Linked DNA regions of Homo sapiens: region 2 is linked to region 1. Evidence: read pairs that join two places in POLR2A ChIA-PET (ENCODE). Cell type or tissue: GM12878. All regions are shown on one strand. Each heading gives the region's core, and the rest is flanking DNA. Links, peaks and the distances in the headings are about the cores only.

The links. Peaks named below come from ENCODE experiments on the same cell type or tissue, not always from the same donor. Only the 100,000 strongest peaks of a DNase experiment are listed, where the experiment ranks them.
Region 2: POLR2A ChIA-PET joins it to region 1 with 9 read pairs; 8 of 35 experiments call an interaction of 5 or more read pairs at or near these places.

What each region holds. Positions count from the first base shown.
Region 1 is chr11:63,854,826-63,859,216 of GRCh38, forward strand. The region is part of intron 1 of MARK2 (microtubule affinity regulating kinase 2); the gene reads left to right. Among named protein-coding and RNA genes, the nearest start is that of MARK2, 18 kb to the left of the region's middle. In GM12878, for the core only: no CTCF peak of the experiment used is centred there; no DNase peak of the experiment used is centred there.
Region 2 is chr11:64,178,625-64,183,015 of GRCh38, forward strand. LOC124902686 (a long non-coding RNA gene) reads right to left here. Exons shown (of 2, transcript XR_007062712.1): 1 at 4,269-4,391. Among named protein-coding and RNA genes, the nearest start is that of STIP1, 5.4 kb to the right of the region's middle. RefSeq lists enhancers at 2,655-3,156, 2,981-3,030, 3,157-3,656. In GM12878, for the core only: no CTCF peak of the experiment used is centred there; no DNase peak of the experiment used is centred there; H3K4me3 peaks cover 846 bases; H3K27ac peaks cover 544 bases.

The DNA of each region.
Region 1 (4,391 bases), core at 252-4,251:
AAAAAAGGGTATTCCAAGTGAGGAAATACAAAGTATTCATGAGGCATTGCTGCTGTATGCCAAACTTGAGGAAAGCACATGTGTTGGAGCTGAACCAGCTGCAGGGATCATAATTTTTTCTTGAAAGAACAACTGATGGACAAACTAGAGTTGTTCATATGGACATTTTATGAAAATGAACAAAGTGAGCCTGTCATTGTTGCCAGTGATAAAATTCAAGTTTTCAAGTGAAAATTAGAATTTTGGAAAACTTGTGTCTGCTAAAACTTTTCCGAGATTGGTAGTAAAATTAATGAATGTGATTTTTTGACATTGTGTGAAACGTCAGTGTTTGGAAATTCTGCACAATTCAGTGAAGAAATATTTTCCAGATTGCTAGTGGGTAAAAGAGCCATTCAAAGTGCAGGACGAGGCCAGGCATGGTGGCTCACGCCTGTAATGTCAGCACTTTGGGAAGCTGAGGAGGGAGGATCGCTTGAGGTCAGAAGTTCAAGACCAGCCTCTGCAACATGGCAAGACCTCATCATCTCTGCTAAAATGTTTAAAAAATTAGCTAAGCATGGTGATATGCACCTGCAGTCCTAACCACTCAGGAGGCTGAGGCGAGAAGATCTCTTGAGCCCAAGGTCAAGGCTGTAGTAAGTTGTGATTGTGCCACTGTACCCCAGCCTGGGCAACAGAGTGAGACCTTATTTCAAAAACAAAAAAAAAAAAAAACAGTGCAGGATGACTAATGTAAAAGTATATGAAATGTTCCTTGATAAAATTTCAGGTTCCACATTGCAACTAGCCTTTAAAAACTACCACTTGTTGAATTTTGGTGTAGTATCAAAGAAGAAAATCCTCAGTATCTGAAAGGCTGTTGAACTCTATTTTTCAACTACATGTCTCTGTGAAGTGAGATTTTCTTCATATGTTTCAACCAAAACAACTTATGAAAACACATTGAATGTGGAAGCAGAGAGAAGTCAGCTGTCTTTCATTAAGCCAGACATTAAAGAGATGTGCAAGAATGTAAAGCACTGCTACTCTTGTGGTGAAATTTCATTTTGTTTTGGAAAATACAGGTTTTTTATTTTAAAAAGATTATTAGCATAAACATGTGGATTTATGATCTTGAATGGATTAATAAATATTTTTTAAAATTAGTTTCAATTTCTAATAAGATAGCTGTGTAGTCCTCAATAATTTTTTAAGCATATAAAGAGTTCTTGAGACCAAAGGTGAGAAAACCACGGTAGCAGACAAAACATGGGGCCCTTGTCTTGATCGGTTGGTTGGTTACTTGCTTTGACTTCATAAGGAGCTCTTGTTTTGCTGGTTCCCAGCCCCAGTATAATCCCTGCCTGGGCCTCAAAGAGGCATTCAGTACTTTGGTTTGCAGTCCTTCTGGTTCCAGAAGCTAGTTCTCTGTGATGTGAGGGACTTTGACCAAAGATAACTGATTTCCTCCTTCTGATACATACACCACTGGCCCTGTGGGTTTTTTTTTTTTGTTTTTTTTTTTTTTTTAAATATATGGCTTGTTTATTCTTTTTCTCCCCTTTTTTCTTTATTTCTTAAATTTTTTTCTCATTTTCCCTTTTAATTTCTTTATTGTTGGTTTATTTATTTTGAAACAGAGTCTTACTCTGTTGCCCAGGCTGGAGTGCAGTGGCGTGATCTCAGCTCATTGCAGCCTTGACCTCTCCAGGCTCAGTTGATCCTCCCACCTCCGCCTCCCAAGTAGCTGAGATTACAGGTGTGCGCTACCACACCCGGCTAATTTTTGTATATTTAGTAGAGACAGTGTTTCGCCATGTTGGCCAGGCTGGTCTCGAACTCCTGGCCTAAGTGATCCGCCAACCTCGGCCTCCCAAAGAGCTAGGATTACAGGTATGAGCCACTGCAACCTGTCTTGTTTTTTATTTTTCTCATTTTTTTCCATTTTTAAATTTTTCATGTTTTTTTTTTTTTTTTTTTTTTTTTTTTTTTTTTTTTGAGACAAAGTCTCTCTCGCTCTCTCGCTCTCTCACTCTCTCGCCCAGGCTGGAGTGCAGTGGCGCCATCTCGGCTCACTGCAAGCTCTGCCTCCCGGGTTCACGCCATTCTCCTGCCTCAGCCTCCCGAGTAGCTGGGAGGGACTACAGGCGCCCCCCACCATGCCCGGCTAATTTTTTGTATTTTTATTAGAGATGGGGTTTCACCGTGTTAGCCAGGATGGTCTCGATCTCCTGACCTCATGATCCGCCCGCCTCGGCCTCCCAAAGTGCTGGGATTGCAGGCATGAGCCACCACGCCCGGCCTAAATTTTTCAGTTTTTATACTCATTTCCTTTTTGTTCGTTTTCTTTCTTTAATTTGTTAGTATTTGTTGTTTTTTGAGACAGCCTCACTTTATCACCCAGGGTGGAGTGTGGTGGCACGATGTTGGCTCACTGCAACTTCCACCTCCCAGGTTCAAGCAGTTCTCCTGCCTCTGCCTTCCCAGTAGCTGGGATTATAGGCACTTGCCACCAAGTGATTTTTGCATTTTAGTAGAGACGGGGTTTCTCCATGTTGGTCAGGCTGGTCTCCATGTTGGTCAGGCTGGTCTCGAACTCCTTACCTCAGGTGATCTGCCTGCCTTGGCCTCCCAAAGTGCTGGGATTACAGGCATGAGCCACCGCCCCAGCCTGTTTTTTGGTCAGCTGTTTTGTTTTGATTGCATTATAAGATTAGTTCATCAGGTAGACTTCCTTTGGTATATATTTAGTTGTGGTTTGGAAAATAAGTTTTTTATTAAAAATAAGTCATTTATGTTTACATGTAATGAGTTTACTCATGTTCTGTTAAATGAATTGATACATATTTAAATTTTTCCTCACTTGAATTTCTAATATAGTAAATACTGATAGATAAAATTCATATAAACAAAAGCTTCTGGGTGTTCAGTTATTTTTCAAAATGCAAAGAGTCCTGAAACCAAAAACTGTAAGAATCATGGTTGTAGACAAAACTTGGTTTGGTTCTCCATGACTTTGGTTGATACATTTTTTTTTTATTTTTTTATTTTTTGAGACAAGTTCTCATTCTGTCACCCGGGTTAGAGTGGAATGGCATGATCTCGGCTCATTGCAGTCTCAACCTCCCAGGCTCAAGCAATCCTCTCATCTCAGCCTCCCAGAGTGCTGGGATTATAGACATGAGCCATTGTGCCTGGCTATATTATCATCGTTATTATTGTTTTGTTTTGTTTTTTGAGATGGAGTTTTGCTTTGTCACCCAGGGTGGAGTGCAGTGGCACCATCTCAGCTCACTACAACCTCTGCCTCCTGGGATCAAGCGATTCTTGTGCCTCAGCCTCCCAACTAGCTGGGATTACAGGTGCACAGCACCACACTTGGCTCATTTTTGTATTTTTAGTAGAGACAGGGTTTTGCCATGTTGGCTAGGCTCCTGGCTTCAATTGATCTGCCTGCCTCGGCCTCCCAAAGTGCTAGGATTACGGGCATGAGCCACTGTGCCTGGCCCTGTAATATAATTTTACATGAGTTAATAGTGTAACATTTTCTCAGTTGTAATTTTTTTTTTTGAGACAGTGTCTCACTCTATCACCCAGGCTGGAGTGCAATGGCACGATCTCCACTCCCTGCAACCTCCCAGGTTCAAGTGATTCTCCTGCCTCAGCCTCTTGAGTAGCTGGGATTACAGGCATGCGCCACCACACCCGGCTAATTTTTGTACTTTTAGTAGAGATAGGGTTTTCACCATGTTGTTCAGGCTGGTCTCGAACTCCTGACCTCGTGATCCACCTGCCTCTGCCTCCTAAAGTGCTGGGATTACAGGCCTGAGCCACTGTGCCTGGCCAGTTTTAATTTTAATACAATAAATATCAGTAGCTATCACCCACATGAAGAAAGCCATTTGACGTCATCAGTAAGAGTAAAGGGATTCCAGACAGTGTGAGAACTCTTTTGTAAACAGAGATAGGACTGATAATCCCTGTCCTCGATTGGTTGATTACTTGCTATGACCTCATAATGAGCCTCTGTTTTGCAATTTCTGGGGCCCTGGCTGGGCCTCAGGAAGGCACTTGCTGTCTTGGTTTTCAGTTGTTCTAGCTGAGGAAGCTGGTTCTCAGTGACCTGATGGACCTTGGCCAAAGTTGGCTCATTTCCTCCTTTGAATACATAGCATTACTTTATGTTTTTTTATTCCATTAAAAAGATCATTTGGCTTACTTGGATTTTATTATGAGGTTTGTGTTTTATTATGAGGTAGGTTTGTGTTTTTTTGTTTTTTTTTTAACTTATATGTTGGCTATTGGTCAGTTCCAAATTTGAAAACTGCAACGCTTACACAGCTTCTATCCTTGAAGAACCTTGGTGCCTACAATAGCTGAGAGCTGGTAGGCTGCAGTCACTAAGGCCA
Region 2 (4,391 bases), core at 193-4,192, 320 kb after region 1:
GTCCTCCATAGTTGGACTCAGGTGGTTTCCATCCCTTTTGCTGTCCCAGACAGTGCTGTGTGAGACGTCCTGTGCCACCAGGGTAGGGTCCCTGCGGGAGACATTCCTAAGAGCAGAATCACTTTTGTGTTTTCAATAGCTATTGCTAAGCGTACCTTCCTACGGGCGGTGTAGAAGAGGCACGTATCCCACCCACGTCCACACAGGCACACTCTCTACCACTTGGTATTTCTCAACAGAGGTGCTGGGAAGGAGACAGTGGGGTTGGGCCATTTGGATCTGAGGGGCTACAACAATTCGGCTCAGAAAAGAATAAGCAGAAAAGGGAGTGAGGAAGCCCAGAGGGAAGGTCCAAGGGACCTTCTGGGAAAGGCTGAGGGACCCCCAGGGCAGCGGAGGGTGACCAGTTCCATTGGCTCATTCAACAAACACTAAGCACTGACAATGCCCCGGGCTCTGCACTGGGGTCCAGCACATGGCAATGAAAGAAACGTCTTCCTCGTGGGAAGAAGTCGACACACAAAAGTCATTTCACAGAGTGCTTGGATCAGTGGGCTGGGGCGGCTGGAGAGGAGCAGATGCAACAAGCACTAGCATGACACTGGCTCATGAGAATTCCTGAGAATTTCTGCCATACGTGGCGAAGGGGAAAGTGCAGGAACAAATCCTTGGACATGACTGTTCTAGTTACCTACTGCTGTGGAACAAACTACCTTAAGCTACCTTGCTTTTCTGGCTGGGAACAATAGCAATTTAATTCCTTCTCAAGATTTTGTGGGTCAGGGCTCAGCTAGGTGATTCTTCTGCTCCATGTGGGCTTGACTAGGGTCACTCAGTGGGATTCGCTGGAGACTGGGCTGGGCTAGAGGGCCCAAGACAGCTTCCTTCATGTTACCTGGAGCCCGCACTATGTTGCGGAACAGTTGGCTTGCCACAAGGCTAGCGTGGGCTTCCCCACACCATGGTGGCCTCAGGGCACTCAGACTTCTTCAGTGGCAGCACAGGCTCCAAGGCAGTGTGTCCCAAGAAACAAGAAGTGGAAGCTGCCAGTTTTATAAGGCTTGGAAACTGCAAGATGTTATTTCTGTTGTATTCTATTGGTCAGAGTAGTCCCAACTCCATGGAATTCAAGGGGAGGGGACACAGACCTCCCACTTTGCAATGAGAGGGGTGTCAATGAATATGCACCATCTTTCATCTCTCTCAGTGACCCTTGACATCGTTCTCTTGCCATTGGGTGTCATATTATGTGCTGTGGTCAGTTGCAATCTGCTTGCCATGTAGCAGGCAGGTTTCACCCTTGAGCCTCAACCTCGGTGTGCAGGAACTGCTGTGTTTATATTAATATTTCTCTCCCTCAGCTCTATTGACATTTGGAGCCAAATAATTGTGATGGCTATTCTGTGCCTTGTAGGGTGTTTAGCAGCATCCTTGGCCACTACAGCATGTGCACACAAACACACACACACACTCAGTTATGACAACCCAAATGTCTCCAGACATTGCCAAATGACAGCTGGGGACACCCTAGCTGAAAACCATTGCCTCGGCCGGGCGCAGTGGCTCATGCCTATAATCTCAGCACTTTGGGAGGCCGAGGCGAGTGGATCACCTGAGGTCAGTAGTTCGAGACCAGCCTGGCCAACATGGAAATAACGCATCTCTACTAAAAATACAAAAATTAGCCAGGCATGGTGGCACATACCTGTAATCCCAGCTACTTGGGAGGCTGAGGCAGAAGAATTGCTTGAACCTGGGAGGCAGAGGTTGCAGAGAGCTGAGACTGCGCCACTTCACTCCAGACCGGGTGACAGAAAGAGACTCTGTCTCAAAAAAAAAAAAAAAAAAAGAAAGAAAGAAAAAAAACCATTGCCTTGGGATCACCTTGTTCTGACGTAAGCCTCTATCCTACTCAGCTGTGAGGAACTCATCCTGTTCCCAGTTCACATGGTCCTTAACCCTTGGGAAGGGCTCTGATCCACTGTGTGCCATGGCTGCTGCTGAGCTGGCCTCACCTCAGTGGTCCCCTGAAATACAGAGTCTCTCCTCCCGCCCCCTAACCCAACCCCACATCTTACAGAGGCTATATATGGCCTGCGTGCCTAGGCTGGGGGGGCCCCTTGCAGGGTGTCTAAGCACATTGTCACCTCTGACTCTGGGCATCTACCAGTCCAAGGAGCAACACTCCTTCCCCCTACACCCTGAGGGGGTCCCGGGGGTCTGCGTCCAGCTGACGGAATTAGCTGATGGACTGGATGCGGGCTGTGAAAGAGGATGAGTCGAGAATGCTTCCACAGTTTTCAGCCTGAGCCGCTGAAAGAATAATGATGCCATTGGCAAGAGGAAGTCAAGGGCAGGCGGGGTTGAGAGGGATATTGGGAATTATGATTTGAGCACCCCGGGAAGTCTGTCAGCCATCCACACGAAGATGTCCAGATGGCAGCTGGATAGATAAGTCTGGGACTGGGGGGTGAGATCTGTGCAGAGGACAGGTTTATGGGAGTCATCTGAGATGGCATTTATAGCCACAAGACTGGCTGGATCTCCCAGGGAGGGGGGTGTGGATAGCAAGGCCCAGGACTGGGCTCCAGGGTTCTCTGATTAATAATTATTAGATAATAATTATCATTTTATTCCTTGAAGCATCTGGCACAGTGCCTGGCTCTATACAAGTCCTCGGAATTGGACAGAACTCTACAGTACTTTATTTTCCCCACTAATAAGGATGCCAGTTCTATCTTTGCAGAAGAGCTACAAGTTAGGATCACTCAGTTAAGTAAGAAATTAAGAGATTTCTTAGGAGTTTCAAACAAAAATTCCAGGTCTACAGAGCCCCAATTCTGAGCTGCAGCCCTTCCCTAACCCCTACTCCCCACTTACACTGAGATCCAGCTCTCCTAGTTTTTCTGATATTGAGAAAACTTTAAAGTTGGGAATTTGCTCTGCTGAGACTCAGTCACCCTCGCTGTACCTTCAGTGCCACTGCTGCAGGAACTACGGCCTCCAAGCTGACTCCAGATACAGCCTCGCCATGCCTCTCCCTACCCTTGACTGCAGCAGCACTGAAATAGCAGCGTGAATCACTCTGGGACGTCACGTGATGCCCAGGCCAGGACGCAGCTGTGGTTGGTGCGCCTGTGTTCCAGGGACCTGGGAGGAGGGCCCTGGCCGGCCAGAGTGGCTGCCTCCCTGTCCTCCTCTGAGTCCACCAAGAGGCTTGGAGAAGACTGAGTTGGTGGAAGTTGTAAGAGCTAACACTTCTGGGTATTCAGAGGTGGCTTTACTGTAACACTAAAGCAGCTTAAACATCGGGGACCCCATTTGTGCTCCTTCTAAAGCCACACACCTCATTTTTTGTGTTTCTTTTCTCAAAGCGAGCTCTCAAATTGTCATAAGCTTCAGGTCTGACAAGACTCAAGGCCAACCCGGGAGGATTATATTGTTCAATCTGCATAGTAACCTTGGGAAGTCAAGGGCACTTTATCCCCCCTACCTTACAGACAAGGACACTTAGAGCACAAAAAAGCCTTCCTTAGATTTCTTGAAAATTCTGGGCCAGGGCCAGGCATGGTGGCTCACGCCTGTGTAATCCCAACACTTTGGCAGGCCAGGGCAGGTGGATCACTGGAGGTAATGAGTTTGAGACCAGCCTGGCCAACATGGTAAAACCCCATCTCTACTAAAAATACAAAAAAAAAAAAAAAATTAGCCAGGCGTAGTGGCGGGCATCTATAATCCCAGTTACTCGGGAGGCTGAGGCAGAATCGCTTGAACCTGGGAGGCAGAGGTTGCAGTGAGCTAAGATCGCGCTACTGCACTCCAGCCTGGATGACAGAGTGAGACTCTGTCCCCCACCCCCCCCCAAAAAAAGAGAATTCTGGGTTGGGCGCGGTGGCTCACGCCTGTAATCCCAGCACTTTGGGAGGCTGAGGCATGTGGATCATGAGGCCAGGAGTTCAAGACCAGCCTGGCCAAGATGGTGAAATCCTGTCTCTACTGAAAACACAAAAATTAGCCGGGCGTGGTGGTGGATGCCTGTAATCCCAGCTACTCTGGAGGCTGAGGCAGATAATTGCTTGGACCCAGGAGGTGGAGGTTGCAGTGAGCCGAGATTGCACCACTGAACTCCAGCCTGGGAGACAGAGCGAGACTCCATCTCAAAAAAAAAAAAAATTCTGAATTTGCCCTGGCCTCAGCACCTTTGCATCTTCTGTGCCCCCTAGGCTTCTCCTCGTCCCATCTCTGACAAGCCTTCACTAACCACTCACCTCTGGGAATGCTTTCCTTCCCTGCCTCCCAGGTCATCTCTCTGTGCCTTGCCTTTTGTGTTCTCTGTAGCACTCACTCTTAAGAATTATCATTTGTGCACCGATTTTGATTTAATAACTCCA